Regions from separate parts of the Homo sapiens genome. Here region 2 is linked to region 1. The links are chromatin contacts, found by Hi-C or POLR2A ChIA-PET in ENCODE. All regions are on one chromosome and are shown on one strand. The core of a region is the stretch at or near the end of the contact, and the rest is flanking DNA. Distances in the headings are between cores, read along the strand shown.

The links. A loop is a pair of places that touch in the nucleus more often than their neighbours do. ChIA-PET counts read pairs that join two places held with the same protein, here RNA polymerase II (POLR2A). Pooled maps may share reads with other maps.
Region 2: a loop to region 1 is called in a map of CD4-positive, alpha-beta T cell, with 2.0 times the contacts of the local background. The contact joins two enhancer-like sites. A Hi-C loop is called at or near these places in 2 of 168 maps with a recorded cell type or tissue (CD4-positive, alpha-beta T cell and transverse colon) and 6 of 50 pooled maps. POLR2A ChIA-PET finds 5 or more read pairs at or near these places in 3 of 52 experiments (IMR-90, activated CD4-positive, alpha-beta T cell and endothelial cell of umbilical vein).

Annotation. Positions count from the first base shown.
Region 1 is chr5:131,670,649-131,673,862 of GRCh38, forward strand. FNIP1 (folliculin interacting protein 1) reads right to left here. Exons shown (of 18, transcript NM_133372.3): 14 at 857-2,276. Among named protein-coding and RNA genes, the nearest start is that of RAPGEF6, 37 kb to the left of the region's middle. Within about 2 kb of position 1,728, at least 11 of the 41 ENCODE cell types and tissues checked have a DNase peak (open chromatin) inside an H3K27ac peak, as active enhancers do.
Region 2 is chr5:131,745,825-131,749,038 of GRCh38, forward strand. All of the region lies in intron 1 of FNIP1 (folliculin interacting protein 1), which reads right to left. Among named protein-coding and RNA genes, the nearest start is that of FNIP1, 50 kb to the right of the region's middle. Within about 2 kb of position 1,612, at least 4 of the 41 ENCODE cell types and tissues checked have a DNase peak (open chromatin) inside an H3K27ac peak, as active enhancers do.

The DNA of each region.
Region 1 (3,214 bases), core at 478-2,977:
CCAAAAGACATTTATTTAGTAATAAATATATTTAACCAGTAAAAAAAAAAAAAAGTGAATTCTACTTGTCCATATTTTACACTAGTCTGTATTAAAATCAAGTGTAAAATCATCCTTATATAATGGTAACAATCGTAAAAATTAAGAGTAAAATGGTAATAATAGTAAAATCAAGAGTAAAATCATCGTTATTTAAAAACTGGCTCAAGTGCTCTATCAGAAAATAAAATACTCCTTCTTATTCAGAGAAGAAGGTCTGATGAGCAACTGAGTAATGAAGTGAGGATCAATCTTTCCTAAGAGACTTTAAGAGAATTGTACCTTGTGTTTGTAGCACATTCTTAATACAATCAGATTATGAAAACAATCATCTAAAACAAAACAATTAAATGCCTCACAAGTCCAAAGCTAGGTATGTAATGTTTCTCAAGCATGAATATTCTCCTTGCATACTTGACCCAAAGTATACATTCTCTGTTTTCCTCTTAGTCTTGGCCAAATCTATTTCTAACAGCTATTCTAACATCTCAGGGATTAGTGCTCCCTAACTGCCAGGCTCAGCATATGTCCTTTGGGGGGCATAAGTCACTCCTAAATGGCTTGAAACCTTCTAAGCAGTAAGAAATCTTATACTTATCAACCAGATCCTTTAACTTTTATTTGAGGTCTTCATAAAACCTTTCCAGGGTGTTTCTGGAGCTTAGCCTTTACTCCTTCTTATGAGTTAAGAGAATATGAAAACAAGAGAGCTATCCAGAACAATGATCTCTTTTATACTAACCTTCAGAGAACAGCTAAAAAAGAGAATGGTACATATTTATATAGGGCCCATTATAGGTGAAAACTTCCTACTTACCCAGGAAAAGGTATCTCATCCTCTTCTGCCCAATCTTCTTGCTCTCCTCCATAATAACTGCTAACTTGTCTAGTCATATCATGACCTGTATCTTCACTTTCACTATCCCCAAGGGCACTGTCTGAACTTTCATTTCTTGGAATGTCCCATTCAGTTCCTACAGCAATTTTTTTATCTGAACTCTCTTTATCCCCATGGGGGACAAGAATGGAGAGTGTATCTCTTTGGTCCTGCTGAGGAAAGCAGGTTTTACATGAATCTTGGGGAACTGTTTCTATACATTTACAAAATTCATTGTTCTGCTTGTTATTTTTTGTACACAATATTTTTGAAAACTCTAACATACAGCAATGGTCTTTACTATCTGTACTTGTTTTAAATGGAACATCATCAATAGTCCTGGTTTCGATTGAATCATCATTAAAATATTCGTCGAATAAGCTCATGCTTTCTGGGTCTGAATGATTCCAACAGGGAAGTTCACAGGGCTCTTCAGAAACCATGTTCTGTGTATCAGACTCTCCAGATTGGTCCTTGGTTGTTTGTTTAGTTTCTTGATGCTGATCAATAGCCCCTCTTTCTTCCTTCAATGGTTTGGTGTGATGTCTGGTAATCTGATCCACCACTGCCTGACTTCGAAGCTCAGTATCTGAATCAGGTGACATAGAATCCCCAATCAGGAAAGTAACCTTTGTCTGGGCAGCCTCACAAGAAAATGAAGCAGGCACAATCTTATCTGGAGGTTTTTTTTCCACAACCATTCCTGTGGATCTCATTGCTTTGCCTGTGTGACTGTCTGAATCCAGCAACTTCTCACTCTGCCATGTTTCCTCTGTTGACTCTAAGCCTGACTCTGACAATGCACATTTGTCTACTGGAACAGATCCTGTGCAAACAACTGTCTCTAACTTGGCGTCAAAGCAAGTTCTTAATTTATCTCTGTACTGTTTAACATCAACAGCATTTTCTTCTTGGCAGTCAGAAGGAGAAATCATCTGGCACTCATCTGAAATTCCTAGCAGCTCCTTAGAGCTGTTTTGAATATCTTCTCTCTCTTGTTGTGAAATGTTCTCTACATTTTGCCCAAGGAGTGGATGACTGCAATATTTACAGTTACAATTGGGAGTTCTAATTTCTTCTGACTCTTTAAAGAGCAAACTGCTTTTGTTTCTATGCATTGTGACAAGGACATACTCTGATTCTTCTATTTCACCTTTCTCTAAAGTGGTAGTAATTACTGTGCCTGGCATAACGATGGCTTCATCTTCTCCATTTTCTAAAAGATGCGTTTCTTGAAGTTCAGAGCATCTTATAAAATAAGTAAGAAAATAAAGTAGCCTCTGGACCATGTCTTGTCGTTTGCCAACTACCACAGTCCTTGCTAACCGTACGGGAGAGCCAATAGCGCCATACAAGTCTCCTGTAATGGAAAAAATCAGTTATTGGACATGTCCTTTACTGACACAGCTAAGTAAGCTATTTTTAATGATCAGAAACCTACTTCTTTTACTGTATGAGTAATAGTTTAGGTTTTACTCGTTTTTTTGTTTTTTTTTTTTTTGAGACAGGGTCTCACACTGTAATCCTGGCTGGAGTGCAGTGGTACAATCATGGTTCACTGCAGCCTCAGCCTCCTAGGCTCAGGTGATCCTGCTACCTCAGCCTCCTGAGTAGCTGGGACTATAAGCGCGTGCCACCATGCCTGGCTAATTTTTTGTATTTTTTTTTTTTTGTAGAGACAGAGTTTTGCCATGTTTCCTAGGGTGGTCTTGAGCTCCTGGGCTCAAGCAATCCACTGGCCCTGGCCTCCCAAAGTGCTGGGATTACAGGCGTGAGCCACCATGCCTGGCCTCACTCTTAGTTCTTTAACAGATGAGTGACTATTCAAGGGAGGAAGATGAGATGAATAATCTTAACCAGAGAGAAAGGTGAATTTAAGGGTTTTCTGGTTTCCTCTTTAAACAAATGCTATGGTTCAGAAACCTCAAGCAAAGAGTCAGTTCTGAAACTCACATATCCCAAGAATATTCTCTAACCCAGGCTCCATGCAGAGCATTTTTACCTTGTTAGAGAAGTACTGCCTGAAGTACTATGTACACAAGGATTCTGTAGCTGTGTCCAATCAAGAAAAGACAAAGCACAATATCCACTGGCTTGCAAGGAGAGGAAAGGAGTAGTGGTAAAATGGAGCAAAGCTATAGTCGTCACACCACACACTTAACCATTCCTGATTTAAATCATATCTCTGGGGCCGGGCACAGTGGCTCACGCTTGTAATTCCAGCACTCTGAGAGGCCGAGATGGGTGGATCACTTGAGACCAGGAGTTCAAGACCAGCCTGGCCAAGATGGTAAAACC
Region 2 (3,214 bases), core at 362-2,861, 75 kb after region 1:
ACGTGCAACGTTTGTCTAGGGGTTCATACTTAGTTTTTAAACTATAAAGAAAACAATGTAAGTAATGACCTCCAGAGTTTGGAGAGTAATTTTCTAGGAGTAAGGTGGAGGGAAAAGTGTAACCAGAAAAGGGACGTAACAGGTGAACTGGCGCAATGACTATGTTCTCTGTTTTGACCAGATAGTGCTGACATGGATCTTTACTTTACAGTATGTATTTAAACAGTACATCACATTTGTTTTATGTACTTTTACATATCCATTACATTCCACAATTTAAAAGATTAATGGGGTGGGTGAGGCAGAGAAGAAGGGAAAGAGAAAACAAACCAAATGACAAATATCTGGTAAACTGAACACAATACAAATGACAGGACAGCTGCTAAGAAATGGGAGAACAGACATGCCAGGAGCTGTTTCTCATTAGTTACAACAGGCTATTTATTTTTTATAATTTCAACTTTTAAATTCAGGGGGTACATGTGGTGCAAGTTACATGCATATATCTCATGATGCTGAGGTTTAGGGTACAACTGATGCTGTCACCCAGAGAGAGAGCATACAACCCAACTATTAAGTTTTTCAACTCTTGCCCCTCTCCCTCCTGCCTTGCTCTACTAGTCCTCAGTGTCTATTGTTGCCATCCTTATGTCCATGAGTATCCAATGTTTAGCTCCCACTTATAACTGAGAACATGCGGTATCTGATTTTCTGTTCCTGCATTAATTCACTCAGGATAACGGCCTCCAGCTGCCTTCGTGTTGCTGCAAAGGACTGGATTTCATTCTTTTTTATGGCTGAGTAGTATTCCATAGTACATACATACCACATTTTCTTTATCCAATCCACCACTGATGGGACCCTCCCTAGGTTGATTCCATGTCTTTGCTATTGTGAACAATGCTGCAATGAACATACAAGTGCATGTGTCTTTTTGGTAGCTTTGTTTTCTTTTGGATATATACTCAGTAATGTGATCGCTGAGTCAAATGGTAGCTCTCTTTCAAAGTTCTCTGACAAATCTTCAAACTGCTTTCCACAGTGGCTAAACTACTTTACATTCCCATCAATGGTGTGTAAGTATTCCCTTTTCTCCACAGCCTCACCTGCATCTGTTATTTTTTGACTTTTTAATAATAGCCAATCTGATTGATGTGAGATGGTATCTCATTGTAGTTTTGATTTGTCTTTCTCTGATGACTAGTGATGATGAGCATTTTTTCATGTTTGTTGGCTGGTTGGATGTCTTCTTTTGAGAACTGTCTGTTCATATATTTTGCCCACTGTTTATTGGGGTTGTTTTTTGCTTGTTAAATTGTTTAAATTCCTTATAGATTCTGTATATTAGACTTTTGTCAAATGTACAGTTTGTGAATATTTTCTGCCATTATGTGGGTTGTCCACCAGGCACAATTCTTCACTTCCTTAAGAGAGCCTTAACCCTAACTCTGTCAACGTATGTGAAACTATGTGTAACCGGCAACATAAAACATCTTCATCCCAAATTCTTGACAGAAAATATAATTTTGGTTTTCTTCTGTCTAATCTTTAGTAAATGTCTGTGTGCTAGTAAATGATAAAGACCTACCTAGACATCCAGGCTAAACCAGAGACTCCTCCTTAAACCACAATGACTTGCATCACACTGAACTGTTTCTACTAAATTGTGCTTTCATACCATGCAAAGGAAACTGTAAAGGAACAGACCGACAAAGGATGAAAATAGGGAAAGGGGTCTCACGGAAACCAGTGAAAAAGAACATTTTAGAAAAGAAAAAGAACTACCACGGGAGTCACTAAAAAGTATCCACTAGAGAAGCAAAAGTCATTGGTGACCATAGCAAGGACAGTTCTAAGGAATAAAGAGTACAGAGGTCAGATTCTAGGGGACTGAAGAGTGAATAGGAGCAGAGAAAACAGACAACTGGTAAGAAAAAAAGAGAAAGAAAATGAAACCTCAAGTAGAGTGAGAGTGACAGATATTCTGCTATTTAAAAAATGACACATCTGAACATGTTTACATATATGCTGATGACAGAATCTGAGGTGGAGGAGAAATACAAGGCCTCTGAGGAAGTAGAGAACAGGATATAGAGCACAAGTGAAAGCATTAGCTCAAAGAAAATAACTCTCACACTAGGATGGAAAGAAAGGAGATAAAGATGTACATGGGTGCAGAAAGATTTGTAGATATGAAGGTAAGGTGCGGAGGGAATCCATATCTAAGAGATCCATTTTCTTTGTCAAGCAGGTGAAGGCAAGTAAGGGAAAGGTGGTAAGATGTGGGGATAGTAGAGAGTAAAAAAGAGAATAGCAGTTGTTGGGAAATAAAATAGTCATACACCATATAACGTTTTGGTCAACAACAAACTGTATATATGATGGTGGTCTCATAAGATTATAATGCAGTTCAAAAACTCCTATTGCCTAGTAACACTGTAGCTGTCATCACATGGTAGCACAAAGTATTACGCACATGTCTGTGGTGATGCTCATGTAAACAAACCTACTGCACTGTCAGTCATATGAAGGTATTACGGATACAATTATGTAAAATACGCAATACTTGATAATAAAAGACTATGTTGGCCGGGTGCAGTGGCTCACACCTGTAATCCCAGCACTTTGGGAGGCTGAGGTGGGCAGATCACAAGGTCAGGAGATTGAGACCATCCTGACTAACATGGTGAAACCCTGTCTCTACTAAAAGTACAAAACAAAAATTAGCCAGGCGTGGTGGCATGCACCTGTAGTCCCAGCTACTCAGGAGGCTGAGGCAGGAGAATCTCTTGAACCCAGGAAGCAGAGGTTGCAGTGAGCCAAGATTGCGCCACTGCACTCCAGCCTGGGCGACAGAGTGAGACTCTGTCTCAAAAAAAAAAAAGAAAAAAAAAAAAAAAGACTATGTTACTGGTTTATGAATTTACTATACTTTTATCATTATTTTAAAGTGTACCCCTACTTATAAAAAAATTAACTGTAAAACAGCCTTAAGCAGATCCTTCAGGAGGTATTCCAGAAAAAGGCATTATTAGCATAAGAGATGACAGTTCCATGTGTGTTATTACTCCTAAAGACCTTACAGTGGGACAAGATGTGGAGATGGAAGATAGTGGTACTGATAATCCTGACTCTATGTAGGCCTACGTTAATGGTGTGTTTGTGTCTCAGTTTTTAACAAAAAGGTTAAAAAAATTTAACTGAAAAAAGCTTA